Regions from separate parts of the Homo sapiens genome. Here region 2 is linked to region 1. A link is a loop called in an ENCODE intact Hi-C map of the cell type or tissue named here. Cell type or tissue: chondrocyte. All regions are shown on one strand.

Region 1 (8,000 bases):
AGTCATCGAAGTCTGCATACATGCCTTAAATTTAGAATGCCAAGGCATTAACCACAAATCCTCACATTAGGGTGTGTGCATGTATGTGTGTGTGTTAACTACCTGAATATTCACTACAATCTATAACTGTGGAGGATTTTCTCCCATTTAAGAGATAGAGACATGCTGTTGCCATTTTTTCTTAGATGATTCAAGACTGAGATACGAAGCAATTTCTTCGGATTTATCTATCCATATACAACTAGGAAGTTATACCTTTTCAGACAATTTTGACTAACTTTGGAACTCTCAAAGCTAACAAGACAAAAAGTTCCCCTCAACTTTTGCAAAAACACTTGGAGTTTCTCCAGAAGGCTGTATTTCTGGAGGGCAAAACTGATCACTTATCCCTTGAGTCTGTGAGCCCTACGTGCACCCAAGATCTAAACTTGTTCATTGTCTTTATCTCATCATCAGGTAGAGAAGGCCAAAACTGCAAAGTTTGCATGGATCTTTAGGTATAAGACCACTGACCCAAACTGATGGATGCAGAAAAATGTCTAATAAGCATAAAGTGAACAAAACTAAGATTTTTCTAGTGCTAAATCCAATATTCCAAGATTGATTTTTAAGGTGGTTTTTAGTAATTTTCCAACAAGAAACTAGTTTTCCCCCCCATTCCTATTAAGACTTATGTGAGAACTACTTATATAACCCAAGTAGGAAGATGACTATTTGATGTTTTTAACTGTTACATTAAACACCATGGTACTCTAATTATTGCTTACTTTGTGGCAAAAATTTACTAGAAGATAGGTTTATTTACTGAACCTATTAACTTTCTCTACTGTGTGTTTCCACTAGAACCCCCCATGACTTACTTTCCTTTGAGGGAAGAGTATTTTTTTCTTCAGTATTAGTTTTCTTCAGTTTTGACCTGTCAAACTTCTCCACTTCCGACAAGTCTGGCTTATCACTCATCTTGACTAGAAGATAGCCTGAAAAGAATAAACATTTTTAAGAAAACTTACCTGGCAGAACTGTCTTCGGACTAAGGGGTCACAAGCAAAAATTTTCATATTTCATATCAATGTATATTCTACCCGCTCATTTTCAACAGAAAAACAGCAACAGATCTTAGAAAAGTTATATTTTTGTTAGAATAATTTTAACTCCACATCATTAGCCCATTTTGATATGCAGTAAATGCCGTTGGATCAGAACGCACCAGAAACCAAGATTCTCCAGAAACCCAGAGCCAATATGTCTGACTCTTAAAATCACAGCAAGGGTAAAATGGAGGTGATAGAAGCACAAGAGCAGACAGGGACAGAATAAAAAATAAAGACTGGCTTTAACCAGTTAATGATTTTGTAACAGGAGATAGCACTATTCGAGCATCTTCACTTTCTATTAAATTACTTTTGTTTTTTGGCATTTTTTTTTAGGAGACGGGGAGCAGCACAAAAAAAAAAAGAGTGGCATAAGTTGTACTAATTTCTTTCTATTTTAAATGCCCAAAGATGACAGTACATTAAGGCATTACAATACACGTCTCATAATAGCTCCTTGTGGCATTGGTGTATAAACGTTGTAAGAAGGGACAGCTAACTAGGATCAAACCCAGGACTTCAGCAGAATGGGATAAACCAAATAAAAGCGAGTCTTGTTTCACCATGTTTTCTCTGCAAAGAGAGAGGTAAAGAGATGAGGCTTAGAGGTGCATGGCTGTGGACCTGACGAAATGCCTGGTGCCCTGTAAGCGTCCCGAGTTTGTCCAGAAGAGACAATAGGATATCCCAGAAATCGGAGGGCAGAGTTCTCATTCGCAAGCCCAGCCCCACCCTCGTGCAGTAAGATACTATGTCTAGTGCTTGGGGTAGAATGGAGAGGCCCCCAAGCAGCCAGAAGTGCCGAACATGCCTCCATTCCGTCGAGTTTACCCTAAGACCCTCCTCTGCCAAGCCATTAGACGCCAAGCTCAGAGCTGGAAAACTGGAACTAACAAATAAATAATAGCAGGGCCGGGTGCGTAGGCCAGTCTGTCAAGAGCAGTTTGCATACTTTTAAAAATAACTATTAGCTTTTTCTGGCGCCCAGCCTAACGGCCACGGGAGGAGAAGGAATGAGGACCAAGCCCCAGGGGGCCCATTCCGGGCGGCCTCCAAACTCCTCATCCTCTAAGCCTCCGACCTGCAGCTACTGCGGACAGGTCCCTTTAAGGGTCCGCGCTCCCCGCCTCCCAACCCCGGGGCCTTGTTTCCAGGGACCGGCCCCCAGGAGGGCTCGGCATCGAGCGCAGAAGGCGGCCCCCTGGAAGACAAAGGCGCGGACTCGCTCGCCCGGGCGGCGGTGCAGACGCGAAGCGCCAGCCCCAACCTCGGCTCCTCTGGCTCCCGAAGGCGCGGCATCCCCCGCCTCGCAACCCTGACGCCTTCCCATCCCCATGGTCCTCTGGCTCCTGCGAGGCCGCAGGTCCTCACCTGAAAGCTTGAAGACTCGTGAAAGGCTGTTCGCGGGGCTGAGACCCAGACTCGCTCCGGACCAGGTTAGCGTTCCCGCGCAGAGCCCTGCAGTGCTAAGCCACCCAGCAGGCCCCGCCCCAGCCCTCTCTGATTGGCCAAAGGTTTCCGGGCTCGCCACCCCCCCCCCCCCACCCCGCCCTTCCCCTCCTCCGCTTGAGTGTACAGAGCCCGCGTCCACCCTCTCCTCTAGGATCGGGGCTTGGTGAAGTCAGAGCCGACCCCGCCTCCCCAGGCCCCACCTCCCAGGCCTCTTCCACTGCTTTAGTCCTGAGGGTCCACATACCCTTCATCCTGACTACACTCACTCTTTCACAATAACAGAGGCCTCTGCAATAAGCAGACACATCTCGCCCAGTGAGCTTAGAACATCTGGAACTCCGAGGTCCAAGCTGAATGACCGGTATTTAGGCTCTTTCGGCTTTTTATAGCCATTGGGGCCCAAGGATGCTGTGATAACCTAACAGTAGGTTGGAAGTGGGGCTCGGTGTTGTCTGCTCTAATCCTTGGCCAGGTCGTGGAGTAGGGGTGCTCATAGTGAGGGTGGGTGGTTCAGGGCCATTCACCCCTACAACTGGACATTTCTGTGACAGTAGTGCTCTCCTATGAAATGTAAAAGTCACATTCGCAGCTTTCTCGGCCACTGAACACGATAGCAGTTTATAATAATCACAGAACAACTGAGGCTATTCACCTTTATATCCCTAATCCCTAGCACTTTGGCCCACAAGACACATTGGTTGTGGAGATGTCTATAGATTGAAGTAATAAATACGTGATGGGTGGAAGTTTTGGACAATAGCACCACCCAGTGTCTGTTGGAAGAGAAAATTGAGGATTCGGTATTTACTTGAAAGGACTAAACGTTCAAGATCATTTTCTGGATACTCACCCAGAACCTTAGAGCATTAAGGTAAGATGGAGGTAGAACTATGTCTTTAGCTTGCACCCCATGTGTGGTGGTATAGATCTATATAGATCGAAAGTCACTCTTTCCACAAGGATTTCTCAAGGCTTCCCCAGCTTACTTCATTCCCTTTTCTTTGCTTTTGTAGCACGTTGTGTTAATTTGAGAATTGTGTATGTTTGTTGGAGAAACTTTTAAAACAGAAAGATATGCTCATTCAACAAGTAATATTCATTGAGTACCTACAGTGTTCCTGGCATTAAATATAATAAACACCAGTGTTTTCACTACACAGATTTCAATGTTGTTAACATTTAGGTATACTTACTTTGTCTTTCTTTTAAGGACTAAAAGCGTTACAGAAAAAATTGAGGTTTCCTTGACCTTCACTTCATTTCCATTCCCCCTCCCACTTGCCCAGGGGTAGTCCTATCCTGAATGTGATGTGTAGCTTTCAGCGTATTTTTCTGTCATTACAGATTAATGTGATTTCTGTTTCCAGGAGCAAAATGAAGCATTGTTTGAACAAGTGATCCAAGGCTAAGACCACACCCCTTACTTCACTTGGGGTTGACAGGAAGCTCCAGACAACCACCCCTCCATAGCCCAAACCTCAAAATCCTGCCACCCTGGTCTGCCTTGAATCATTAGAACTTATCTAATGATGACATTTATCTCCATTTGTGCGAGTCACCCCAAGACACCCTTCAACTCCTATATTCTAACTGCCATAAGGTTGTGTCCACATCCGCTCTTTAGTTCACTTTTCTCACCGCTCCTCTACTAATAAAACACAATACACCCTCGGTAATTCCTCCATATTTTAAGCCTCTTCTCTGAATTTCCCCTTCCATGAGGATTCCAGATCCCCTGAAGCCCACTCATGAGGAGCAGATGATTTTTCACTCCTACCACCACTGTACCACAGATCCTAAAGCTTATGTAAGGGACTTTGCTGCTTCTCATTGCTGTCTTTAGATAGCAATTCCCCTCCTACCCCCCTAAAAACTTCCAGCTTTTGACAACTTATGTCATTGACTAGCCTTTGTTGTTGACATATAACAAATTTCAACTATTCCCGGCCGGGCGCGGTGGCTCACGCCTGTAATCCCAGCACTGTGGGAGGCCGAGGGGGGCGGATCACAAGGTCAGGAGATCGAGACCATCCTGGCTAACACGGTGAAACCCCGTCTGTACTAAAAATACAAAAAAAATTAGCTGGGCGTGGTGGTGGGAGCCTGTAGTCCCAGCTACTCGGGAGGCTAAGGCAGGAGAATGGCGTGAACCCGGGAGGCGGAGCTTGCAGTGAGCGGAGATAGCACCACTGCACTCCAGCCTGGGTGACAGAGTGAGACTCTGTCTCAAAAAATAAAAAATAAAAAATAAAAATTCAACTATTCCCCACTCATTTTTCAAAAATTTTAGCTCCTACAACACAGTCATTCTCAAAGGTAGTTGTCCTGCTTTAATTCTTGGTAAATTCAAGAATGATAATTCTGACAAACTGGCGTTTTCAGTTCCTTGAACATTTCTCCCCCATAACATCGTCCTCAACTCCACCTCAGTTACTCACACAGCCATAGTCTAGCCCTTGTCACTATAATTATGGGAAACCCTCCATAATCTCAATTTTAAACATCCCTCTTTCTGACCATAACCTCCTCTCTTTTCAGCTAACTCATTTTGCACCTTTCTTTTGGTCTCCCCAGAATCTCCAATGCATTGATCTTATCAGATTTTCACTATCTCTTCTTCCCTTTATTGTATTCTCTCCCCTCCTTCCCTAGCTCAAATGTCATGTTCAGTCTTTACAATCACTTATCTACATATACCCTCCACTGTCCTGCCTTTTCAGTTTGTATTGCTTCATAGGAAAAATAACAACCCTGGCTAAATTCAACTACACTTCAACAAGCCTGAGCCTACAAAGAGAAATCTGGCCAAAGGAAAATACATAACTACATGACTCATTTCAATTTAAATTCATGACTATTAACTTAAATCAGACTCTTAATATTAATAGGCACTCATTCTTTAGACCTTCTGGTCCTTAACTTTCTGACTATTTTAACTTACTACTTCATAGCTTCTCTCCCATCAAACTCTCTATACCACCTCTCCATCCCAACTCTTCTCTTGCTTTCTATTTATACTAGAAAAGTGTAGCCCTCAGAAGAACACTTCCACAGACCCTATATTAGTCAGGGTTCTCTAGAGGGACAGAACTAATAGGATATATGTATATGAAAGGGAGTTTATTAAAGAGAATTGACCCACATGATCACAAAGTGAAGTCCCACAATAGGCCATCTGCAAGCTGAGGAGCAAGGAAACCAGTAGTGACCCAGTCTGAGTCCCAAAACCTCAAAAGTAGGGAAGCCAACAGTTCAGCCTTCAGTCTGTGGCCAAAGGCCCGAGAGTCCCTGGCAAACCGCTAGTATAAGTCCAAGAGTCCAAAAGCCGAAGAACTTGGAGTCTGATGTTAGAGGGCAGGAAGCATCTAGCAAGGGAGAAAGATGAAGGCCGGAAGACTCAGCAGGTCTGCTCATTCCACTTTCTGCCTGCTTTTTCTAGCCACGCTGGCAGCCAGTTGGATGGTGCCCACCCAGATTGAGAGTGGGTCTGCCTCTCCGAGTCCACTGACTCAAATGTTAATCGCCTCTGGCAACACCCTCACAGACACACCCAGAAACAATATTTTGCATCCTTCAATCCAATCAAGTTGACACTTAATATTAACCATCACGGAACCCTACCACCACATCACTTCACCTACCTGCACCTGCCTACATATATATGACTTTCCTGTTGATATCATACATGAAATTTCCAGACTCCTGTCTAAAAGTTCCCCTCCTTTCCCACTAGATCTCTTTCTCTCAAACCAATTCAGTGACGTTGCTACCATCTTTCTCTCCATTATGTCTAGCATCATCAATATTGTACTCTCTACTGTATCGTTTCTCTCAGGATACAATTGTACTCTTATTTCCTATCTATCTACCTATCTGTCTATACACACATTATTATATATGTGTATATGTTTATATATATACACACATTCTTTTTATGTGTACATATTCTTGACTTCAATCCTTCTACCTACCATTACCCCATTTCTTTGTTCCCCTTTGATGGAAATCTTTTACAGTTACATATGATATATGTTTTCATGTTCAGTGTAAGGCATTATTTGAACCAGGACTCCTGACCTAAGACCACAATCCCCTAGGCTTTCTATCTACATCAATCTAGCATCAAGAAGGATCCCCAAAAATCATCCTTCCTTATCCTCCATTTTCTCTGTCTATTCTATTTCTCATTCCCTCTGTTCCAGATGTGGCCTCCCTCTTATTCCTCAGACAAGCCATGCTCACTATTGTGTTAGGGCCCTTACAATATCTATTCTGTATGTCAAGAAAGTTATTTCCTCAGATATCCAGTGTGACTACTCTGTCATCCTCTTTTAACAGTTGCCTATTTCCAATTTTTCTTCTCCTGGTCTCTCTTGAACATATTCCAATCAGGTATTCACCTCTTCCACTCAACTGAAATTACTTTTGTCAAGGTCATGAATGGCTTTCACATGGCTCAATACAATGGTCAATTCTTAATCCCTCATTTTGAACTATCAGCAGCATTTGGCATAGTTGATGAGTGAGTTCTTCTCACTTCACTTACATTGCATGGCTTCCAGGACACTGCACTCTCCTATTTTATCCATCCTCACTAGCTCTTCCTCTTCTCCCAGACCTGTTTAAATGGGAGTGACCCAGGACTCAGTCCCTGTTCTTCTACTCATTTCTATCTACACTTCCCTGGTGATATCTCCCAGTCCAGTAGCTATAGAAAACATTTTTATGTTAACAATTTCTATATTCATGTCGGCAGGCCAGATCTGCATCCTAAACTCCAGTCTGATATATACAACTGCCTACTCAGCACCTCCACTCAGATGTCTTATAGACATCTCAAATGCAAAATGTCACACACTAAACTACTAATCTTTTCTCCAAAACCCACTCCTCCTACAGCCTTCCCCATCTCAATTGATGGCAACTCCATCATCCATATGGTCATGTCAAAAATCTTGATATCATCCTCAATTCCTCCCTTTCTTTTACACTACACATCCGATCCATCAGGAAATTATTGTGGCTGCACTCAAAATGCATCCAAAATCTAACCATTTATCATCTCCATTTGTATGCATAAAGTCTAATCCACCATCATATCTCATCTGGATAACTGGAGTAGTTTTTGGCAGATCTCTCTACTTCAGCTCTTGCTCCCTAGTTTTTGTATTCTCAACATAGAACCTAAAGTGATTATGTTAAAAATATAAATCAAATCATGGTGCTCCTCTACTCAAAGTCCTGCAAAGGCACCTTATTCTCCTCAGAGTTAGAGTCAACGTTCCTTAAAAAAAAAAAAAAAACACATTTTCTGGCTCACCATCATTTCTCTGACCCATCTATCTACTCTCTTCCTCACTCACTTTGCCCCATCCATGACCTCCTTACTATTCCTAAAGACCAATGACACTATGAAGAAACTGCATCAACTAGTGTGCAAAATAACCAGATAGCATC
Region 2 (8,000 bases), 350 kb after region 1:
GGCTTTGGGGCAAGAAGTTTCTGAATTTGACCCTGGGAACCATCACTTTTTGGTTGTATGATCTATAGTAAGCAATTTATCTATTAATACTATATACCCTATAATTGTTAGCATATTTTATTATTATTCATTTTAACTATCAAAAGGGTGAATAATAGGAGTAGGAATACATGGCCAGGTATTATGTTTCATGAACCTATAATGAATTAACTGTTGGACAGTGTTTGATATATAGATTAAAGGAAGTCTATAGAAATCTCATGAGCAGACCCAAACATATCATATTATTCAATATGTTACCTGTATGCCATTTCCAATCAGATGCATTGTTTAAGAATTGAGGCTGGATCAACTGGTAAAGGGTTAATTGGGAAGCAAATTTGGGGCAAGGCACGGTGGCTCCTCCCTGTGATCACAGAACTTTGGGAGGCCGAGGTGGGAGGATTCCTTGAGCCTGGGAGTTCAAGATGAGCCTGAACAACATAGTGAGATCCCATCTCTACAAAAAATTTTTAAAAATTAGGCAGGAGTGATGGCACATGGCTGTAGTCCCAGCTACTGAGGATGCTGAGGTGGGAGGACTGCTTGAGCCCAGGAAGTCAAGTCTGCAGTAAGCTGTGATCACACCACTGTACTACAGCCTGGGTGATAGAGCAAGAACCTTAAAAAAAAAAAAAAAGCAAAGTTGTATCATATCTTTTACCTTGTAATTTAACCAGAATGCCTCATCCACATGTTAGTACTTAAGGTAAAAGGAAAACTAAAATAACAAAAAATACAGGGTACTAAACTATACATATGGTATTTTAATTATTATATGAGTTGTATATGTAATGCATGTACAGTGTGCATGTGCATACACGTATACACAAAATAAATCCCAAAGAACATAGCCCAATGTTAATTTCAACCATGATAGGATTAATTTTTTTTTTTTTGACACAGAGTCTTGCTGTGTTACGCAGGCTGGAGTGCAGTGGCGTGATCTCGGATCACAGCAGCTTCTGCCTCCCGGGTTCAGTTGATTCTCCTGCCTCAGCCTCCCGAGTAGATGGGATTACAGGTGTGAGACACCTGACATCCTGAGTAGCTGGGACTACAGCCGTGTGCCACCACTTCTGCCTAATTTTTAATTTTTTTTTTGGTAGAGATGGAACCTCACTATGTTGTTCAGGCTCATCTTGAACTCCTGGGCTCAAGGAATCCTCCCTCCTCGGCCTCCCAAAATTCTGTGATCACAGGCAGGAGCCACCGTGCCTTGCCCCAGATTTGCTTCCCACTGAACCCTTTACCAGTTGATCAGCCTCAGTTCTTAAACAATGCATCTGATTGGAAATGGCATACATGTAACATATTGACCACTCAGCTAATTTTTTTTTTTTTTTTGTATTTTTAGTACAGACGGGTTTTGCTGTATTGGCCAGGCTGGTGGTCTCGAACTCCTGGCTTCAAGTGATCCACCTGCCTTGGCCTCCCTAAGTGCTGGGATTACAGGCGTGAGCCACTGCGCCCAGTTTATGATGGGACTGGTATTTTTAACTTCACTACTTGGCCCAATATTAAGCCTTTGCTGAGTATGGATTATACTTATGAAAAAAACACTATATCCCTTAAAACCCCTGCTACTTATGAAATATTTCAGATAAAAAGTATAGAGAACTATAAAATTAATCCAAGTTAAGAAAAACTTTACTCCTCCATGACCCTTTCTTCACTCCTAGAAATAATCAATATCCAGAATGCGGTATTTATTCCACTTTTTTTTTTATTACTTTACTACATATGAGAGCGTCCCTAGACAAAATATAGTATTCTTTTGCATATTTGTCTTCATACAACCACACACACACATTAATACTATAGGTGTTCTTGTCCTCCAACTAGCTAATTTAACATTATATGTCTATATGTACACACACACACACAAACTTGATTCTTATACTCAAGAGAGCATTGTGAGGAGTTCAAGAGGAAACCCTCCTCCAGATCCCAGCACAGTTTTTGACACATTATTCACAGCACCAATGTTTGCTTCCTTCTCATCCCAACTGTGCTGAGATGTTATTTCTTTACATATTCACTTCTAATTTTACCATTAAGTATTCTTTTTGTCTGCATTCTTTTAGTTTACATTGTGGTTCTTTATCAGGCTTTCTGAATTGAATGTTTAACTCATTTTCATTTTTATTGATATAGGTATTTAATGCTTTAAAATAGCCTCTGATAGCAACTCTAGCTAAATTCGTACATCCTCTGTTTTCATTATGATTATATGCACCAAATTCTGCAACTTTAATCTATTTCCATTTGGGTGCAAGTTTTGTTTAATAGCCTCAGATAGAGTCAATTTTCATGAATGATCCATGTTTATATGAAAAGTAGGTGTGTTGCCTAATATTAGGCTTCACAATTTAGAATAAGTGTATCTGTAAGATCTACCCTTGGAATTATGTTGCTTAAGTCTTCTCTACAGTTGTTAAATTTTTCTCCACCTGAACGTTTTTGGATTATAGGAAATGTGGTAGAATTTCTATTATTAAATGGTGTGCTTCTTCCTACTTCTCTTTGCACTACTGTAGTTTTTGCTCTATCAATATTTTTACCACATGACTGCATATATGAGTAGCTCCCATCTTCCTTGTGAATTGTAGCCTTTGACTTTATCAACTGTGTTTTTTTGTCTCTTTAAATCCATTTTGGTCTCAGTTTTTTTCTTTTAATTATCAAGATTGTAACCCTTACTTTCTTTATATTGTCAACTGCCTAGTATATATTTATCCTTACATTTTTAACCTATATGAATACGTTTGTTTTACGTGTATCACTTGGAAAAGCACAGCTTTGGATTTTTCTTCAATAGGCAATCTGAAATACTTTTAATAGATGAGTTAAGCCAATTTATTGTTATTGATATGATTGATGTCTTTGCTCATTTGTGTTCAATTCTGTTGTATTGCTTTTAAACACAGAAATTGTATAGTCTTTCACTAGTTCATATGTTTATTTGCTATCTATATTTAGTATTTCGAATGGTTAATACATAATATCCTTGATATGGAAGAAGTCTTAATAATGAGTAGAGAAATCATCAAAAGATATGAACAGATAATTCACATAAAATGCAATATACATAGTCACTAAACTTTCAAAAATATACCAAATTACAATAATTCTGCCTGCCACGGGCTGCCAGTGTGCACCAGAGGTATCTCATGTTTCATCTTATGGATGCCCCAGAGTAGAGGATTTTACTGTCTTCTTTTACACTTATCAATTTTATTCTGACAGAATTAGAGTCATTCTATATGTAAATTCATACCCTGGGTTTTAAGTGAGGTATTTTTTTTTTGCTCCATGCAAACACGTCTGTGGAGAAGTTTGACAATGGTGGTACGGTGGTGCCCCCTCGTGACTGAAGCCTGAACTGCATGCAGCTTGAACATCACAGTAGGAAAGTGGGAGGGAGGAGTTGTGGCCCAAGCCCCGCCCTACAGAGTTTTCTAGAAGTCTGAGTGGAAAATTGGGCATTCCCAGTGTGTAGGAATACTGACAGCCTCCATTAAAAAAATGGAGCCTTTTACTATGTGGAAGAGAAAACTATGTCAGAATAATAAATATATATTTTAAATGCTTTGAGACATATGGATAAATAGCTGGAGACCTGGGTAAGCTAAAATGGATGCAGATCTTTTATTATCTTTGTAACCCAAGTTTGCCCTTATTATAACCATCTTTTCATGGAAATATACGTCTGTGATAACATCTTAAAATACTTAAACACAAAATCTCACTTTTTTTTTTTGGACTATGTATTTCATTGTGTGGATACCCTCAAATTTATTTCACTAGTATTATAGCAATGAAAATTTAGTTCCCTTACCATTTCTATGACCGAAAATAATGTACTTAACGCCATGCTCGTGTATATGCAAATATGTTTGTAAGCATTTATTTATAGTAAGTTCCTAAAAGTTTCATTTTAAAACCCTTTGAACTATAACATTTTATATTAATAATCAATTCAAAATACTATTACTAATTTATATTGCCTATATCACAGTATGAAAGTACCTAGTTCTCCACACATTAGAAATAATGAGAATCATTAATTTGGTACACAAGAAGTCATCTCTCATCATTACTTTCATTATAACTCGTTTTTGTTGCCTTCTGGAATTCCATCCTATGGATGTAACATAATCAATTTTCACAACTTCTTGTTATTCAGACTGTCCTGATATTTCCTATTATCTACACTGTGTGGATGGCATCTTTTCAGAGTCTGTGCACTGCTGAAGGGCACAGTTACAGGCACAATTCCTGTGGCTATTTGCGCTAGTGAGTTGAATGTGTCTTCCTTGAGTCCAGCAAGCTGTCTTAGGAGAAATATAACACAACATGATAAATGTCTCAGTTTGTGTGAGTGAGTGTGTGTGTGTGTGTGTGTGTGTGTGTATGCTGACAACCACATTTCCCTCTGCCCTTTTGTGGGTTTGTGTCTCATTTGGTTTCTCTTCCCAAATTCAGGCTCAGAAGTGACAAAAGAGAATTATCAGGATGGCAGTCCTTATAACCAGATGCTTATCAACATTCTTCACTACATTCTGAAGATGAATTTCTACAAGGGAAATTGTTTATGTAAGTGGTGTGTACCCTTTGATATGTATTGACATAGTGGCACACATAGAGTTGTGCCATTTAAACTCCCCAAGGGGAGGCATGTGAGGTCGGCCACAGAGGACTGAAGAAATTAGTTAATGCTGACATCCTATCACATAGGGTGGGTCCTGGACTCCGTCATGGACCTGCTGTCATGCCATTGCCACAATTGGAAGACGTGGAAGTGATCAGATGCAATCAAATTTTGTACACAAGCACATCCTGATGTAGCGATGAGGGAAAGGGGGAAGAGGAATGATCATTGCTTGGACTTACAGGACAGAGGCAGAAGGGCTAGGACACAGGCACTCTTTATACGCATTCTTTTTTTTTTTTTTTTTTTGAGACGGAGTATCGCCTGTTGCCAGGCTGGAATGCAATGGTGTGATCTCAGCTCACTGCAACCTCCGCCTCCTGGGTTCAAGCGATTCTCCTGCCTCAGCCTCCTGAGTAGCTAGGACTGTAGGCACGCACCACCACGCCCAGCTAATTTTTTGTATTTTTAGTATAGTCGAGGTTTCACCATGTTGGCCAGGATGGTCTCCATCTCTTGAGCTCGTAATCCGCCTGCCTCGGCCTTCTACAGTGCTGGGATTACAGGCGTCAGCCACCACACCCGGCCCTATATGCATTCATTTTTATGTAAAACATATGCATCAATTCTTTTGTATGAAAACGTTTGGTCATTACTGTGGTACAACAGAAGACCAGGTCAGTACCATATTTTTTTTTCATATGTACACGGATTTTTATTTTGTTTTAGACATTGTCTTACACACAATAGACATTCAGTATTTGTTGAAATTAATGAAAGAAAAGAGAAACATGAAAACGGTCTGAGAAGACAATAATCTGCTTTTTAATTTATAGACAGCAATTAGGTCAAACAATTATAGCAATGATGACAAAGAACAATATCTGAGGTACACTCAAAACCTTATGAGGGTTATTTGCCAGTTTTCCTGGCTATTTCTACACCCTTTGATCTCTAGTGAATGTTTCTACTTACAACTACATATTTTGTAAGTTTTGCCTACTGTATTTCAATCAACACTGTAAAAAATGAAGAGAGTCTTTTTGGTTCAAATTTGGTTTTTAGTTAATTATGTGATGTGTATATGATTTTTTGTTACCTTTTCTGTATAGATATCAGGAGAATCGAAAATATGTTGATGGTGGAATTGTGGTATGACATTTTTACTGACTACTACTCTGCAAAAGTTTTATCTATGAGCTCTATGGGTTGTTCCTGGCTTTTGAAAATTTACTTTAAGGAAGTGTTTTTGGAAATGGATTATAAGTATACAAGTATGCAATCTTATGTATTTGCAACTGTCTAAGATGTTATGATACTTTCCTCCCTGCAATCTGGCATTCATCCATTCAAGACATTTTAATTGAACTCTTACAATGTTCTTAATACTATGATAAGCCCTGAAGGTAAACTGTGACTAAAAATGTTGCAGGATAAAATACAGGATTCCTAGTTAAATTTGAATTTTAGATAAACAACATTCTTATACTAAAAATTATTCCATGTTTATCTGAAATTCAAATTTAGCTGAGTGTCCTGTAACTTTTTATTTTATTTGTTTACTTGTTTGTCTGTGATAAATATGGCAGCCCTAGTAAAAATAAATATAGCCCCTGATTTATTCTAATTTACTCTTTGGTTGGCAAGGAAGGCACTAATCAAATAAACCTGCAGATAAATGAAAAATTGCAACTGAGATAAGTATGAACAAGAATAAATTCAAAGCTGAAGAAGAAGAAAATAATTGGAAGAGAAACCTTGTCAGAAAGGGGACTTCGAAGCTCTATGGAAGTGTCAATGGACCCACAATACAGTGGGGAAGGAAAGAGATGCTCTGGCACTCTTTCTTTTAAATGACAGTTTTATATTCAACTTTAATGGTACAAGCAGTAGAAAGCCTGGCTGCTCACAGAGATGCAGAAAACACTCAAAGCCTTGTTTCAGGACCCACCCACTATCTTTCCCATTTGGCATCTGACTCATAATGAAGCCAGAGGCTGCAAGTTTTAGACGTATGCAAAGGTGGTACATTTCAATATTCAATTCCAATTAATATGGATATTTTCTGGGGTCAGAGAAGGAAAGGTTATTTGTCCCATCAGGCCACTGGCCTTTGCTCCTACCAGAAGTGAGAGGAACCATGCCTGTTTTTAAATAACAGGGAAGACTTTTTCAGCACAGGCTGGTGGGAAAGACACAAATCTATCTAGTCACCTGGGAGCTGTCAGACAGGAATGTTGCAAGTGACTACACCTTGCAGTGCCTCTGGCAGGATTAGGACTCTCAAACTTTCCCAATAGCCCAGCTTGTGATTCCTTCTTGCTTTCCAAGTTGCCATATGCATGCAATATTTAAAAATGGTCTTGGACAGTTTGTATTAATTACTCAGAATTTGAATATGCTCATTGTTTATCATCATTATAATAACAGTCCTACCTCAGGTTTATATGTTTATTCCCATATATTTGGGTTCCTTTAATTATCTTATGTATTTTTATGATGTCTGCAAAATAAAAGGGGAATGAGTGTTATTATACCAATTTTTATGGATGCGGGAACCTGAGCATAGCCTCTCTAAATAAGTTGCTAAAGTCATTTTTCTGATACAATCCACAACCAGATTGACTGCTTACCTAGACTCTTAGCTTTGTCTGGAGCTGTATCAAGCTAGTTAGAAGTGCAAAGTCTAAATTTATTGACTGAAAAAAAAAATCTCGAAAAGATAGTACTAAATATAAATAAATAAGTCACAAAATATGCAGCCAATTAGATTAAACTCATCAAAAATAAACTGACACCTGCTTTTTTTTTGCTTCCATTTGCTTGGTAAATATTCCTCCTTCCCTTTATGTCAAGCCTATGTGTGCCTTTGCACGTGAGATGGGTCTCCTGAATACAGCACACCAATGGGTCTTGACTCTTTATCCAATTTTCCAGTCTGTGTCTTTTCATTGAGGCATTTAGCCTGTTTACATTTAAGGTTAATATTGTTATGTGTGAATTTGATCCTGTCATTATGATGTTAGCTGGTTATTTTGCCCATTAGTTGATGCAGTTTCTTCCTAGCATCGATGGTCTTTACAATTTGGCATGTTTTTGCAGTGACTGGTTCTGGTTGTTCCTTTCCATGTTTAGCGCGTCCTTCAGGAGCTCTTGTAGGGCAGGCCTGGTGGTGACAAAATCTCTCAGCATTTGCTTGTCTGTAAAGTATTTTATTTCTCCCACACTTATGAAGCTTAGTTTGGCTGGATATGACATTCTGTGTTGAAAATTCTTTTCTTTAAGAATGTTGAATATTGGCCCCCAC

What was found. Peaks named below come from ENCODE experiments on the same cell type or tissue, not always from the same donor. Only the 100,000 strongest peaks of a DNase experiment are listed, where the experiment ranks them.
Region 2: it touches region 1 in a loop (4-fold over the local background); 7 of 110 quality-filtered maps call a loop at or near these places.

What each region holds. Positions count from the first base shown.
Region 1 is chrX:102,514,204-102,522,203 of GRCh38, forward strand. It overlaps TMSB15A (thymosin beta 15A), which reads right to left and starts at 2,536. Exons shown (of 3, transcript NM_021992.3): 1 at 2,463-2,536; 2 at 861-977. The coding sequence starts at 960. In chondrocyte, CTCF peaks have their summits at 3,299 (motif pointing left) and 3,498; a DNase peak (open chromatin) is centred at 2,348.
Region 2 is chrX:102,860,515-102,868,514 of GRCh38, forward strand. It overlaps ARMCX5-GPRASP2 (ARMCX5-GPRASP2 readthrough), which reads left to right. Exons shown (of 19, transcript NR_146584.3): 13 at 4,528-4,638. LINC00630 (long intergenic non-protein coding RNA 630) reads left to right here. Exons shown (of 12, transcript NR_146589.1): 4 at 4,528-4,638. Among named protein-coding and RNA genes, the nearest start is that of RAB40AL, 73 kb to the right of the region's middle. In chondrocyte, CTCF peaks have their summits at 3,411 (motif pointing left) and 3,612; no DNase peak of the experiment used is centred here.